Regions from separate parts of the Homo sapiens genome. Here region 2 is linked to region 1. A link is an interaction called in ENCODE POLR2A ChIA-PET data of the cell type or tissue named here. Cell type or tissue: CD4-positive, alpha-beta T cell. All regions are shown on one strand. Region 1 overlaps IKZF1 (IKAROS family zinc finger 1). Region 2 overlaps IKZF1 (IKAROS family zinc finger 1).

What was found. Peaks named below come from ENCODE experiments on the same cell type or tissue, not always from the same donor. Only the 100,000 strongest peaks of a DNase experiment are listed, where the experiment ranks them.
Region 2: POLR2A ChIA-PET joins it to region 1 with 7 read pairs; 6 of 35 experiments call an interaction of 5 or more read pairs at or near these places.

What each region holds. Positions count from the first base shown.
Region 1 is chr7:50,327,758-50,335,757 of GRCh38, reverse strand. The region is part of intron 3 of IKZF1 (IKAROS family zinc finger 1); the gene reads right to left. Among named protein-coding and RNA genes, the nearest start is that of IKZF1, 27 kb to the right of the region's middle. In CD4-positive, alpha-beta T cell, no CTCF peak of the experiment used is centred here; DNase peaks (open chromatin) are centred at 2,237, 3,707, 4,887, 5,787 and 2 weaker places; H3K4me3 peaks cover 3,180 bases; H3K27ac peaks cover 7,047 bases.
Region 2 is chr7:50,383,501-50,391,500 of GRCh38, reverse strand. IKZF1 (IKAROS family zinc finger 1) reads right to left here. Exons shown (of 8, transcript NM_006060.6): 6 at 4,031-4,156. It overlaps LOC124901631 (a long non-coding RNA gene), which reads left to right. Exons shown (of 3, transcript XR_007060322.1): 2 at 2,922-3,017; 3 at 5,540-5,615. Among named protein-coding and RNA genes, the nearest start is that of FIGNL1, 63 kb to the left of the region's middle. In CD4-positive, alpha-beta T cell, no CTCF peak of the experiment used is centred here; no DNase peak of the experiment used is centred here; H3K27ac peaks cover 1,478 bases.

The sequences.
Region 1 (8,000 bases):
CCCATACACACATACACACCACACATCCCATAAACATATACACAGCACACATCCCATAAACATATACACACCACATACCACGCTTCCCATACACACATACACACCATACATCCCATACACACCACACATCCCATACACATATAACACACATACACACTACACATCCCATACACATACAACACACATACACACCACACACCACACATCCCATACACACATACACACTATGCACCACACACCACACATCCCATACACACATACACACCACACATACACACTACACATCCCATACACACATACACACCACACACACACCACACATCCCATACACACATACACACCACACATACACACCACACATCCCATACACACATACACACCACACACCACACATCCCACACACACATACACAACACACCTCCCATACACACATACACACCACATACCACACATCCCATACACATACACAACACATATACACACCACACATCTCACACACAACACATATACACACCACACATCTCACACACATACACACCATACATCCCATATACATATCCACACCACACACCACACATCCCATACACATCATATATCCCATACACATACACATCACACATACATACCACACATCCCATAAACATATACACACCACACACCATATATCCCATACACACCACACATCCCATGCACACATGCACACCACACACACTACACATACACACCACACATCCAATACACACATATACACCACACTCCACATATCCTGCACACATATACATATTACTTGCACACACACCACACATACACACCATATATCCTATACACATATATACACCATACACCACACATCCCATACACACACACACACCACACATTACACATCCCATACACACACATACCCCACACATACACACCACATATCCCAAACACACATATCCACCACACATCATGCATCCCACACACATATACACATCACATGAACACACCATACATACACACCGCATATCCCATGCACATATACACACTGCACACCACACATCCCATACACATATACAGACCACACACACACTACACATCTCACACACATATACACACTACATATGCACACCACACATCCCATACACATATACACAGCACACACATACACTACACATCCCATTCATATACACACACCACACACATACACACCCCATATACATATACACAGCATACACATATACACTACACATACACACACACACCACACACATACATGCACACACAAACATATGACACACACAACATACAACTACATGCATAAACATACCACATGTACATAGATACAAACACACACATGCCACACACATACATATACATACATCACACACCACATATACCCCCCACATATATACAGACACCTGCACACACACAACACATGTACCACATGCACATATACACAAACACACACACATCAATTTCAGTTTTCCAAGGAAAGTTATTAAACTTCTGCTGCCTGATCTCACCGGTCTATTCCAAAACCTAGTACAAGATGTTATCTGATATAGCACAAAAGTCACTTACTTTAATCTAAAATCAAAACTGTCATGAAGTTCTGTGGAAGACATCATGATCCCTAAACATTTTGAACTATTTGACAAATTAGCAGACATAAAAATCCTACCCAAAACGAATCTGGAAGACTGTAAATTAAAATTTACTTTGAAATGCGAAGCAATGAACCTGTTACATGATGGCCTCTCTTATCAAACATGGAAAAGCTTAGAGGTGGGCAGATCATTTTGTAATACTATATTTCATGTTTGGGAAATTTGAAAAAGGGGAGGCTTTCCAACCGGGATCATCTGGGTTTGGATATGTTCATGCTGACAATACCTGCTGTCTTCACGAGGCATTCCAAGATAGTGGTAGTAAATTGCAAGATGAATAACATAGAATTTTCAAAATTTGCTCCATGGACCACTGAACAATAATTCAACTATGAAGGGGGAAAGGAACTAAAAAAGCAAGGTGAACAAGAATCCAAATAATATGCTTTCAGTTATTCCTCAAAGAAGAAAGAAAAGAAAACTTGAAAACCAGTACTCCAGCCACTTGAAGTTCGGCAAACAGTTCTCGGCTTGAGACTTCTCTCACATTTGAACATGCTTGAGTTCAGCTGCAGCTAATGCTCAGATGCTGCTAGATAATATTTCTCCCCAGCTAAAATGGGGTTTATCGGTTCAGAAGAGATGCATTTCGCAGATAAAAACAACTTCCTCTAGCTGCTGATTAGATAAGCAGGCTCCGCATCCGTGCTCAAAAGCCTGCTGCCCAATCTCCAGAGCGGCTGCTTTCTTTCCATGGTGAAAGCTGTCCCCAGCACCGCTCCTTCCCTCCCAGAGTGTAGAGGACTGTTACCACCATTTGTCTACCCACCCCCCTCCCCCGACTACCGTGCTGGTCTTCTGCCTGAAACTGTAAAATGAAGGGGAGATTTGGCACCAGAATAGCCAATTTAAAATATGGTAATCCTCTTACAATTCCCACTGCAGTCTTAGAACTCATGGCTGAGTAAAGAAATTTTTACTTCAATTGAATGAATAAAAAAGATTTATGCTTTTACACACTCAATCATTTGTTCTGGAGTCCAGAGGGAAAATACCTAGATTTCTTTTCTACTTTTTTTTTTTTCAATTAGGCTAGGGTAAATCAAATTCTGTTCAAACTATTCAACATGAAGGACCTAAGTTGTGCTGATTCAGTTTCTATCTCTCAGTGCTGCCAGGGAGCCTAGAGCCTATGCCTCTGAACACCACACTGTGAGATGCAAGCTGAAATAAACCACTCATGAAACCATGGCGATCCCCTCCCAACTTCAGGAGTTGGCTGCTCCAGTGCACAGAGCCAGAGAAGCACATTCTGGAATGTACCAGGGCATATAGAAATATACCTTATCTCCCTATATTCAAACTCATGTGTCCTCCCGCCTGAATAACTACTGCCTGAGGTTGTCCCGATTATCAAGCCAGGTAGCAAGTCATTTAGTAAGCCCTGTCCCAGGCCCATATGGGCCTCAATCCTTTGGCCTTCCACGGATTCAACCAACCCATCTCCACTTACATCAATCATGGTCCCAGTTCAGTCCTACAGCATTCCTGTGCCTCTGCCCTGGGTTTTTTCTTCAATTCTACTCTAAGCCCTAAATTTGCTTGTCCTCTTTCTCAGGGGTGGCCATCCCGTTTTCTAGCCTGCAATCTTTCTTCTCTGTCCTCTGGTCTTTTGCTCCTCTGTTCCACCCACCCAAACGCCTCCCCTGCTGCCTGATTTCATGGGGGAGGAATGCCCTTACTCACACCTCCAGACCTGTGGGCTTGTCAATAGAATCCTAGTGGCTGAGGACTCTTGGTTAATTTAGGACACGGAAATGTGTACAAGAGAGAAGTCAGTAACTGGCAAAAATGTATGTATAAAGGAGGAGGAAAAAAATGCAAGGATTACTGAATACGGGAAGAAAATAACTAAGTTTTTACTTTTCTCACACAAAACACTTATCTGCTCTCCAGACCCCAACCCTGACATAATTCCTAAACAAAAAACTTTTAAGAGCCCCTGCTCAAGAGTTTTCAGAACAAGTCTCAATTCATTTTTTTACTTCTCTAGCATGTGTGCCATGGCTGACTGAGTAAATCTGGGGTTGCCTGAAGAGGTCACTGAGTGCATCCTCGGCTTTAAACAGTTTCATACACAACCACTTCAGAGAGGTGAGAGTTCTCTAGTTTTTAAAAAGACCACTTCAGAAGAACAAGCTACAGTCTCACTAAATAGACCATTCTGATGACTAAACTCTCCTTGCCAAAAGGAGAGTAAAGACCACATCTCTCCTTTAAGTCTAACTTAAATTCTTCAAGCAACACTTTAAATCCTTTGTTTCATTTTCTTCAGACCGGGAAGAAAATGGAGGCCAACTGAGGGCTGCAGGGCTGCTCTGCCCTCTGGCTCTGTCTCCTTCTCCCCAAACTTACACACAAACCTAGAATGTTCCTTCCACACTGAATGAAGCAATGAGGTGTGAAACCATTATTTGTTTATTCTGGGAGTGACTCACCAATCAGTATAACTTTGCACCCTCCTCATAGGGAACTGATTTCCACCATTCCCATCAATTTGTTTATTAATATGGTCTGTTATCCTTGTTGAGATTAGATTTGTCTAAAACTGAAGGATGCCAGTGGTCATAACAGCTCACAGCTTTCCAAAAGTGTTCCTTGTCACTTTCTAAAGCAGACACTCTTGCAATCTATTATTAGCAAATAATTTCCCACTTTTTTTTTTTTTTTGCATCTTTTAGCTTCTCACCATTTCTCCTTGAAATTTCAACAGTGGCAGCTCGACTTGAACTTGAGTCAGGTGGCGGCCAGCACCCTTACTCTGTCCTTTAGTCTTGCCCTATTCTAACAAATTCTTCCTTTCTCTTTTGGCTGTTTTCAGTTTGTTTATTCTTTGGACCATTTTTTTTAAAGTAAGAAATCCCTCTTCTATCCTTGGTGCTGGTCATCTGTTCTCTCCCTTTTCCCAAGTGAAGCTACGATAGCTTCATTTACCCTTCTTGTAAATCTTTGAAAGTTCTATTTTGCACAAGTTGCATTTCTTTTTTCTGTCCTTTTTACTTTGTGTCTTTGCTACTCTGTCTTCAACAAATTATGTCTATATATGTTCCATCTAACCCTCAAGGCCATTCTGTGATGCAGGTTCAGTTACTATTGCCACCTTCAAAAGAGGAAAGTGAGGCTCAGAGAAGAAAAGCCTTGCCAGAAGCTCCAGGCCAGGGAGGAGAGGGCCTGGACCTGTCCCTTCTGAGGTGTGCCTTACCCACAGGGCACTCTCCGCCCCTGCTGCTCACCCTGCATTTCAGCAACTCCATTTCCTCCTCTCGGCCCCACTGCTTCTGTCTTTTCATTTCCTGCTGTGCACTCCTTACAGTCCTTTGCACTGATGACTTATTCCCATGGAATAATGTGATGAAATATGGTACCCAGGTTATTCCCTTTATCCACGAATTCCCCTACCTTTTTATATTGTTTCCTAATGTTCTCTACATACTTCATTTATTTAATGCTGTACACTACAAATTAATGAACAGCCTGTCACCACATATGAAAGCTGGCTGGTTTCCTTCCAGAACCATGGAGGGTGGTCTCTAAACTCAGCTCTGTGAAGAGCCCTCTCTTCCCTCCATGTCTCCTTGGGCACTTCGGTCTTGTGGAATCCTCTCCCTCCTTCACTTCCTCTTCTCAAGCCTCTCCTTTGTGTCGTGCCTGGTTTGTCATGTAGGCTTTTGCATCTTTTTTGCTTTCTTTACAGTAACCTATCACTCCTGTGGCCTCTAGCCCCACTGAGGAGCATTCAATCTCCCAAATCATCTCAGTGCCCACGTCACATGGCTGTTCCCGCCTGTCCACAGGGCTGCATCAACTGCTATTTACAAGCAAAGCAAAGAGGTTTTCTAGGGTTTTTAAATTTCACAATTCTGAAATCATATTTTCTAAATTACATCCTGAAGGAAAAGTAGACTGAAAATCATGTCAAACATGATAAAGGGCAGGGCCAGGACCCATGGGCTATGACAAACCCGCCCCTGACTCCAAGGTGACACCTGTGCTGGGGGCAGCTGGGACCGAGGGCAGGACTTTGAACCAAAAGACAGCTCTGGGAACCCATCAGTAATGCCAACCAGATACTGGGTGATCTCCCACCCAGGAAAACCCACCAACAATATGACGTCCGTAAGGGACAGGATACTGACACTGTTTTGAAGGCACGTGTGCTATTCTTCACTCTCCAGGAATCGGCCTGACTTTCAGTTCTCTAAAGATGCCCTAGCCACGATGGCTCACAGCCTCTAAGGGCAGCTGCAGGGATTCCAGGGAGAGCCCATCTCTTTCTCCACAGCGACCCGAGCTGGCCTCCTCACTCTGACATCCAGGCTCTCTGTTCATTTACATGGTTAATGGATCATTTCTTCTGGTTCAGTCCCTGAGCCTCTGTGTTCTTGGGCAGGGTGTGAGCATCTGTTTGCTCCTGTGTTAAGCAGGAAGAACAGTACCCTTGGCGCTGGGTGCTTCAGGGACTAAAAAAATCAGGGAACATCACCACCCAATGACTATTCCTGTGCCACTTTTGCAAACTTTTATCATATCTATGTACTACTATTGACTTGATGTTTTTATTTAAACTGATTTTTTAATTTATATGAATGTGTTTTGAAAGGAACCCTCGTAGTGGTACAGTGCATGGTAAAACCAGTATCACTTGCAATACATAGAAGACAATCTCAAAAATAAATACATAAATTAAAATGAAACATGATCCTTTGCATCCCAACTTTGGAAAACCCTGAAATGATATATGTATCTTTCTTTGGTAGAATAGAGTAGATAATTCACAAGTTCATTTCTCTTCCCCTCTACTTTCCACATATAGTAGCCATTTTCCAATAGGGTAAAATAATTCATAAATGTACTTGTTTTCTGGATTCATCTACACCAAATGGCTTTAGCCACCATCTTTATCTGTTTGTGCCATTAACTGTGCTGCTGAGTTAAAAAAAAAAAGAACCATTATACCTAGTCCACTTGGTTTCTAAGACACATAAAAAACATACAAAATATGTTTTCTTTACTTTTTCTTTTTTTTTTTTTTTTTTGAGATGGAGTCTGGCTCTGTCATCCAGGCTGGAGTGCAGTGGCGCAATCTCGGCTCACTGCAAGCTCCGCCTGCCGGGTTCACGCCATTCTCCTGCCTCAGCCTCCCGAGTAGCTGGGACTACAGGCGCCCACCACTACGCCCGGCTAATTTTTTGTATTTTTAGTAGAGACAGGGTTTCACCGTGTTAGCCAGGATGGTCTCGATTTCCTGACCTTGTGATCCGCCAGCCTCGGCCTCCCAAAGTGCTGGGATTACAAGCTTGAGCCACCATGCCCGGCCCAAAATATGTTTTCTATACATGTAGATAAAATTCAGTTATCACATTTTCCCATTATTGCATTAGGATGTCCTATAGACATACAGTTGTGATTCTCATAAGCCTGAGAATTTTACATACATGTTCCCTCCTTGGCTATGGGGGCTTATGTAGCTGACCCACATTGATCCAGTCTACCTCATTTTACCTGTATGTCCTTCATATTCTTTTATGCCAATAGGTAGCTCTCAGTATCACAGCTCTTTCTCTTTTTAAAGAAGAAAACAGGTATTCCAGGGAACTGTTGACTCATTAGCTCATTAGAACATGGTATAATGGAGCGAGAACTAGTTTTTCAGTCAGAAATTCAGTTCAATTCTGACTCTGTCATTTCACCTTGGTTAATTCACTGAACTTCTCTCCGTCTTTGGTTTCTTGAAATAAAGAGGGTGGGTGAAGTTTTCCAAACACAAACTGTCGCATGTGTAAGTTAACCAGTGGAGTTGCAGATGGTTTCACACACACTTTTTTATGGAAAAGGTATGTAAATGTGTGCTTTGATTTTTTTCTAACATTTAAAAATTACCATTTATGAAACTTTCTATTTTCAGTTAAATCTGAAATTTAAGAACTAGAGATTAGAGGGATAACATAAAATGGCCAGATGTGGCTTGTTCTAACCCCAAACACTGAAAAGCACTGTTGCCAAAACACGTAAGTGTGTAATTTTCACGATCTACAATCCATAACATTTGATATTCCTGCAAGTGCAGTGAGGACAGAGGACAGTGACAGAGACGCGTCCCTGGGCAGGATTGCTCCTCAACTTGGACATTTTGCGGGGTGTGTGGCTCTCACGGCCATGCTGGCCTGTGAGTGTCCATCCTCCCACACACCAGAGGACCCCCATCCTGCTGATCTTTGTGCCATATTTCTTTAATATGCCAGTTGAGGGAACACAATGGATAAAATGACTTGCATCCCTTCATCACTGTCTTGGAAAAATACAAAGAGATAAAGGTTTCACAGGCACAGAGGCCGCTGGTGACCCACTTAC
Region 2 (8,000 bases), 56 kb before region 1:
TCATCCTCTTTAAGTCCAAATGCACAGGCACCACCACCATCACCAGAGGCTGGACTGGGATTAAGTATTGATGTCCCTTTGACAAGTCCTTTTAACTTTTCATAATACTCCCAAATCTGCTACCTCAGTCAGTCCCTAACAGCAGCCCTCTGAGACGCAAAGAACTGTGTGATCTAACATCTGACTTCATGGACCAGCACAGTGAACGGAGATACAAAAATGTGGCCCCCAAGAGCCTACAGCAGATCTGGGCAATGTGGAGGAAAAACCCAGAGCCCCTTATCCCTGAGCATACAACAAACTCCTGAAAATCAAAGCACCCCTGACTGCTGTAGAAAATTTAGAAATTATGGAGGTAAATGCTGATGTGTGGGCCATTTCTAGTCATTCTCAATTGTTCTATGTCATCTCTTTCCATAATTGAAGATACAACTTTGTATCCTGCATAGCTGGATCTATATTTACATCAGTTATTGTGGTTGGAGTTATAAAAATATAACTCTTTCATTTCCCGGCAATTTATCCTAGTGTATAAGGAGATGATAATGTAAACTGATTATCTTAAATGCCTGATCAATTCTTCCAATACCGTTCCTGCCTTATGCTTCCTCCTGCCTCGGATATTTCATGCTGATTTATCATGGGGTCTTCAGTAGGGTATCCATCTCTATTATTGATTTGTTTGTCTATTCTTCAAAGAGTTCCATCCATTTCAGCTACATTTTCATACATCACTTGACATTATTCTTCTTCTAAAAAGTTGCCAATTATCTCATGTATATATCCAGATACTTTATGATACATGGTTACCAGATTCCAGTAAAATTTACAAGCCAGTTTTATGTTGAAATGATACACTAATTTGGGCAGAGGCCCATGGACGGCATCCAGACCTCTCTACCTCTCCAATCTCCCATGTTTTCTTTCTTGCCTCACTATGGCTTGCTGGTTTTCTTCATTTCTAAGTATTTATGTCTTCATTGCTATTATGAATGTTACTTTGAAAACATATATTTCAAATTGGCTATTGTTGCTGGTATATTTTATATTTTAACATTTGGAATATGTGTTTTTTATTAAATGGGCAAACATATATAGGCCACACCCTGATTTATATGCAAGATAAATATAAATCCATAAAACCCAATTACACTGGTCACACACTTCATCTATTAAGCTAATATGCTTCCTGACATGTCCATCCTTCTCTGCCAAGCCACACCCACAGCCTGCCCAGGGCTCCCAGAGGTCAGGGGTCTTCCTCTGCACCATGGCGCAGGGCCTCCCAAAAGCCTCCACCCCCCAGAGTCAATCACAGCAAGGAACAAGTGAGCCTGATGCTCGCGAGTCACAGGCTGCTCTGTCATTAGATGCATGCACCTCCAAGGGCTGGTGACTCTGTTTGTGCACCAAAGGCTCAAGAGAAACTTATTTTTTCCATAAAGACATTGAGAAATTATAAGAGGTGACCAAAAGCCTTTTACTAAAGAAAATTATATTCACAAAAATTCATCTTTTCCTATATTGCCTAACTGAGGCTTTGATTTTACTGAATCCACCCCATCTAAGGAGGTTTTTGGGGTGGGAGAAGAGACTACTTGCTCATCCATCTGAGCACAGACAAGGGGTTCTTAGAGGGGAACAGAGGAGGAGAGATGCATCAGAAGGCACAGTTTCCACTCATCCGGGTACAGCACAGCTGAAATGACCAAGCCCCTGCCTGCCTTCCTGGCCCTAAGCACAGTTCAGGAAGACTTCTGTCAAAGTCCTTTTATGGATCCCCTTAATACTCCAAGTTCCTTAAACCAGCAGCACCTACAAGGGCCAGGTGCTGGCAAGGGCAAAAACCAAAGGTGACTGTCGAAAGATATTTATGATCATTTTGCACCTTTTGAGGCCATACCAGACAGAAATAATTCAATGTAATTAAGTGCGAGCCTGGCTTTGTCTGCTGCCACACTGAGACCAGACCACTGCTCCTTCCTAGAGACGCTTTCATACCTCCTGAGTGTGGGGACATAGAGGCATCACTGTGGTAGTCCAAGTAACTTAACCACCAAAGGGAATAAATGAACATTTTAGGGTGAAATTGATACTCACCACAGGGTAATATTTAATACACATTACTGGCACGTAGCCTTACTGACATAGAGACCAATAGAGAAGAATTAGCTTGATGGTGTCAGTATGTCAGTGACCTAAACATCCATGTTTAGGTAAGTACCTGACACATGTCTAGGCTCCTGCTCACACGTGTATCCACTCCTTTATGTTTCTTTCAGAGCGCTGCTATGAGGGTGGCCAGGCACGAATTATCAGTCGCATTTAAGCGATGAGCTCTGGGTCACATTCAAAAACAGAGAACTCAAACCCAGGTCTCAGTGAAATGAGTGCTGCTTCTCCTGCTCCCCCGGAAGCAGCTCTCAGCCGGCTGTGTACTGCAGCTTGTTTCTTTAGTAATGAAAACAGTGGAGGAAACAGAAATGATATACTGTCTGTTTCTTTTGTTCATTTTGTCTTTTCAATTCTATGTGTATATTAGATTACTGTATTCAATAGGGCTTGGTATTATTGATTATAAGTCCTCAGTGAATATTTGTTGAGTAAATAAAATGGTTTATTAAGCATTAATATGTAAACTACATCATTAGGAGCACTTCCTTCCAAGACCCATTCACTTATTTTTTACAGAAAAAAACAATATTTGAATGTTGACATTTTATTTCAAAGGAACATAATCATCCTCTCGTCCATTAGTCTTCTGCCCTGGGGTCTGGCCATGTGAATTAATAACTGTTACATTATTATTATTTTAACATCCAGTTTCTTCTCTTCCACTCACCTTCAATGCCTTTCCATTCTAGACCTGAGATTTTGAAAGAAGCCAAATGACAATTTAATGGTATCTTCCCATTTCACAGGTGAGAAGATTGAGGCCTGGAGGAATCGCCTGTAAGCCCCAGATCCCTGGCTGACTGGCAGAGGAGACAGCACTCTGGCTGCAGGGCTCTGGCCAGGTGAGATGTTGCCTCTCCATGCCAAGACTAATTGGAATCAATTTTTAGCCATTCTCAACATTCTTTTTTCCTGCTCTCATCTGCCATTAATAATCTGAGGGTACTCTGGTGAATTTTCCCTTTTGAACCATTTGTTAAAGTCCGAAAGGTGAATGAGGCTTAATAAATTTTCCTCCATTCGTTAAATTTCGACTCACAGTCTAGTGATGATTTTTCCAGGGGTAGTGCTAAATGAATACTGTTTTGAAAGAGATTAGTTTTATTTGATCTCTTTATAAATTGCTTATCTCTTAAAAAATTAGGGAAGAACCTTTTATAACATTGCCATTCCCCCAGATAAATCCAGCCTTTTTCAATACTCTCTCCACATCATTTATTCTACAGGCTCTGGGGTCTGAATCAAGTGCTATCTCGTTATGCAATACAGTGGAGCATCACAGCTCCTAAGAAAGAAGCGACCTTTCCTCTCATCCTTCAACAACCTCAATATTATCAACTACCAGGGGCTTCCAACAAACTTCAACCTCACACTCCATGCAGGAGTGGATACCCTGCCCTCAGTCTGAACTGATGCTTAAAATCACAGCCTGAAAGTTCTTATTTGATCAACTTTGTTAAAAAATTGTTTCAAAACAATATTTTACATTTTATTTTGTTTACAAAGAAATATCACTACTTGAGGTGTTTTTTTTGTTGTTGTTTTAAAATCACCAACATCCAAAAAACAACCCCAAAACTTTCAAGGTCACTGCTATCCTAGGAGTTTCTCCCGATTGGAAGTGGGAAGGGTTTTAAAATCAAGCTCTCTCTGGTCAGATGAGGACCTAGAAAGCTGGGAAGCACAACGTGCTTCTGGTGAAACTGATGCTATTGGCCAAAAACTTCCCTCCCTCCTAGCCCCGGCAGGAAGCAGGCCCAAGGCTCTGCTCCTAAGGCTGCATGCAGAGCGCCCTCCTTCCCCACCGTGCTGGGGGGAGAGCCCACCAGGCTGGCCTCCGAGCAGCAGCGCTTACCTGGGTACAGTGTGCCCGGAAGGCCCATGCTTTCCAAGTAGTTGTGGCAGCGCTCTTTATGTTCCTCTAAAGAGCTTCGCTGTTTATAGCTTCGGCCACAATATCCACATTTGTGAGGTTTACCAACTGCAGAAAACACAATTGAGTTCAAGACCCCAATTAAATGCCAGCCTTCTGTGTAAGGGGAATGCATGCAATACAATTATTACCAAAAAAGTTAAAAAAAAAATTCTACCCTTGAGAGCTAAAACTGTTACGGACTTGGTGAAATTCCTGAATTTAAAAACGTTGGTGGCCAAGGGTTTCTTTAATTGTACCAAGAACTCATGCGACTCTTGTTTTGTCTTAGTTTGTCTACTTTACTGACTACCAAATTCTCTCCTGCTTCAATCACGGAAGCCTAGCCTTTAACTGGAGAAAACGAGCCACTGCTGTGTTATAACGTGGATGCCAGCGACTGGACAGAGATGTGAGGAAGGCCCATGTGTTGGCCACATTGTCTGCAGATTTGCCTCCAGAGTAGGCCTCAGTCTATGCTGTGGGCTGGATCTGTCATGACGCTGGTGCTACATCTAACACAGCCAGAGTGAATTCAGTTCCAGGTGCTAAACTGGGTAACTTCAGTCTCTAAGAAACCATGCTGGACAAATATGCTTGAATGAAATAAGCGTTTTATTGCACAAATGTATTTTCTTACATAATATAAATATATCTTACATTTGCATTATATAATACAAAATATTTTGTATTTCCATGCATATGTATATGTAATACAAAATATTTTGTATTTTCTATGTATATGTATTTCTATTTTATGTATATGTATATTTATATGTATATGTATTTTCATATATTTCTATGTATACGTATTCTCATATACATATACATAGAAAATACAAAATATATTGTTCATAAACTGAGCTTATGGAAAAGCTCTGCTTTCTTGCCAAAGAGCTTTAGGATGGTGTAGCTTCCAGATCAGCCTTGTTCAACAGAACTTCCTATGATGATAGAAATGCTCTCTATTAGTGCTGTCCAATATGGCAGCCACCAGCCATATGTAGCTGTTGGACACAAAAAGTGTGGCTAGTGCCACTGAGGGCTGAAGTTTTAATTTTGTTTAATTTTAACTTATTATAATTAAAAATACTGCATGTGGCTAGTGGCTGCTGTATTGGGCAGTGCAGTTCTATATAATGAGTTTTAGTCCTTCTTGGATTTTATTGAGTGATATTTTAGGAAAAAGAAAGACTAGCCAGGAATTAATATCATGCCTAAGTTTAAGGACTTCAGTAGATACCATTTTAAGGGATAAACTGAATAAAGTATCTTTAATCACTTATGTAAGGAATATCAATTTCCAACCTAATAGCAGAATCTTCTACTTCTTTCTCATGTTGTTTTATTGAACACATTTCAAAGTATTGTATAAAAGTTAAGAGCATCCAAATAGAAATGTTTGGTACAATGGTTTAGCCAAAGCTTATGTTGGTTAAATCTCTTTCTTAGGTGAACAGAAGCTACAGTAAGAAGACCAACATGAAAGCCAAAATTTGACTTCTCGACCATTTAATAGAGAATGAAAAGGATCTTTCTTTATCTATATAAAGTGATGTACCCCCAACATAAGGAAATAATGTTGAAACACAGAATATTGCCTAAAATTGCACATTTTATTGAGCATTGCTTTTAGAAATTAATAGGATATAGATAACCACTCGATACCCTTTCCTGAAAAAGCTGTCACTTCAGTAAATTCCATGATCAAATAGCTTCCTGTAAATATGACATGATGTCTGAATATCTATTTTTCTGAAAATATGATTGAGTTTAACTCTGGAACATAAGAAGTATGTTCACTGTAAGCAACTGAACTCAAGTGTCTCTTGAAGCATAGTCCAATATTCTTTGGGAAAGAAATTCTAAGCTTGCAACTTCCAAAGGAAGCCATGAGGCAGGAAGGGAGATCACTTCTCCACCCCTCCAGCTCCCCCAGCACCCTCTTGCTGTCAGCATCGGACAAATTCCCTAACTCTATCCCTGCTAACATGCTAGTTCATAAGACCTCAGGCCACCACCAGTTGCTAGAGAAAGCTGTGATGTTGATCCTGGTTTTTCATGGGACAGGGGAGTCACCATTCCACAATGGAGTAGAGTGTGGCCACATTTGAATTTGCCAGAGCAAGGCCAAAGTCCTTATTTCACTTCAGTGAAATCATTTTGAAGAAATCATCACTGTTTTTTTCCCCAAGAGCAGTGTGTGTCTCTATAGCATTTTCGGACAGACAGATCCCCAGCAGCCCTGCATCCATGATGGGTTTTCTCCACTTGCTCATCCGTGGATCCAGAATAGAAATACACAGTCCAAAGTCTACCACCATTTTATAACTACTCAATACTTAGTGGTACTTAGAATAGGAAACCATCATGCCTCAAATGAAATACATAGGCCTGGAGCCAGAATAACATAAAATACTCCACTACATGTTCCTAACTCCACAACAAGAAAGGAAAGAGAGCAGCTCTGCTTTTAAGGACTGATGGGCATGAGAGATTCCATTGCAATCAGAGTAATCTAGGAGTGATGATGACCTATGGTTGGTGTCAACCTAAGAACGAGTGTCTGTGTTTTCCACTGACATGGGAAGTGGTGCTTCCCACTAACCCAAGGCAATATTGCTGCCAACTGTGTCTATGTCTACATGGCTCCTTAGAAACAACAGATGTGAAGCTTCTTCCTAGACCACTGGTTAGCATGGCAGACAGACTGCACAGTTCTCTTAGCTGAGGCCTCCATGGGCCTTGCTTATCAGGCCCAGGTACCACCTTTGTCTCCAGGTGGGACCACCATACATGCTCATCACCCATGTGAACATTTAAAGATGCTCACCGTCATGCTACTGTCTTCCTATCTCAGGGGAACCACCTGTTCTCCCTGTCCCTCTGTAACAAGGCAAGTGTCCCACTCCATGGCCCCCCTGCTGATCTGCCCGCCCTCTCGGGCAAGCAACTCCTCAGCTTGGTATAGCTCCTTTCTTGGAAGTTTTTAGGAAGTCAAATCACCCAAATCATGACAATTTTCTGATGGCGAGCATGTGGGGATCCTTCTCCATGTGCACCGCCAGGAAGGAGGTCAGGATGGAGAGGAGGTGATGCACCAGCCCCTGTGACTCCTCTCCTTTTTGTCTCCAGCCAACTGGGTGAACTACTGCAGGGACCACCTGCCAGGAGTGAGACCGAGTTCTTGCCAACATGGGTGCCGCACCCCTCTCTGGGATTACTGCCGACTCACACACTAGTTTAGAATGTCTCTAAAGCAAACCTCAGACACTCGCCTTCCAGCATGTACTTCAGAAGCCCCTCCCTTCTATGGGAAGTCTCTCCTGACTTTCCACCCCAGGACCCACTGTCCCCTTCCTTATGCTCCCACTGTCCCCTCAGACACTCTGTCATGCCTCCTGTAACACATTGGTGCTTTCCTTGTGTGCACCTGAGGTCTTCTGTGCAGAATGGGCACCCAGGGGTGCTCAGTAAATGTGTGATAAAGAGATGGACACAATGAGCAGCCTCTAAAACCCTCAACCATCAAATACACGCATCACATTTGGGAAGAGATGGCCTGGGCCGCTGCAGATATTTCACAAAGAACACACGTCTGCCTCCCTGAGGGAGGCTCCTCCTTATCCTGCTACCCAGGGTGGGTGAGGAGTAGCTGGTCTGAGGCATTGCCATCCCCCAGGGCACCGGCTTAGAGAGGCTGCTGCTTGGAGAAGGGCCCTGGCTGGTGGCTGGCTGGGGCAGGAAGCTCCTTGAGGGGAAGGACAAAAGCCATCAACCTTTCGCCTCCGAAGTCTCATGCAGTATGCTACAGCAAATATCCCCAACTGGACGGTATGAAGGAGACCTGTGCCATGTCATGTTGTATAGACCACACTGTAGGCAAACATGATCCATGACAGGCCGGCCAAGA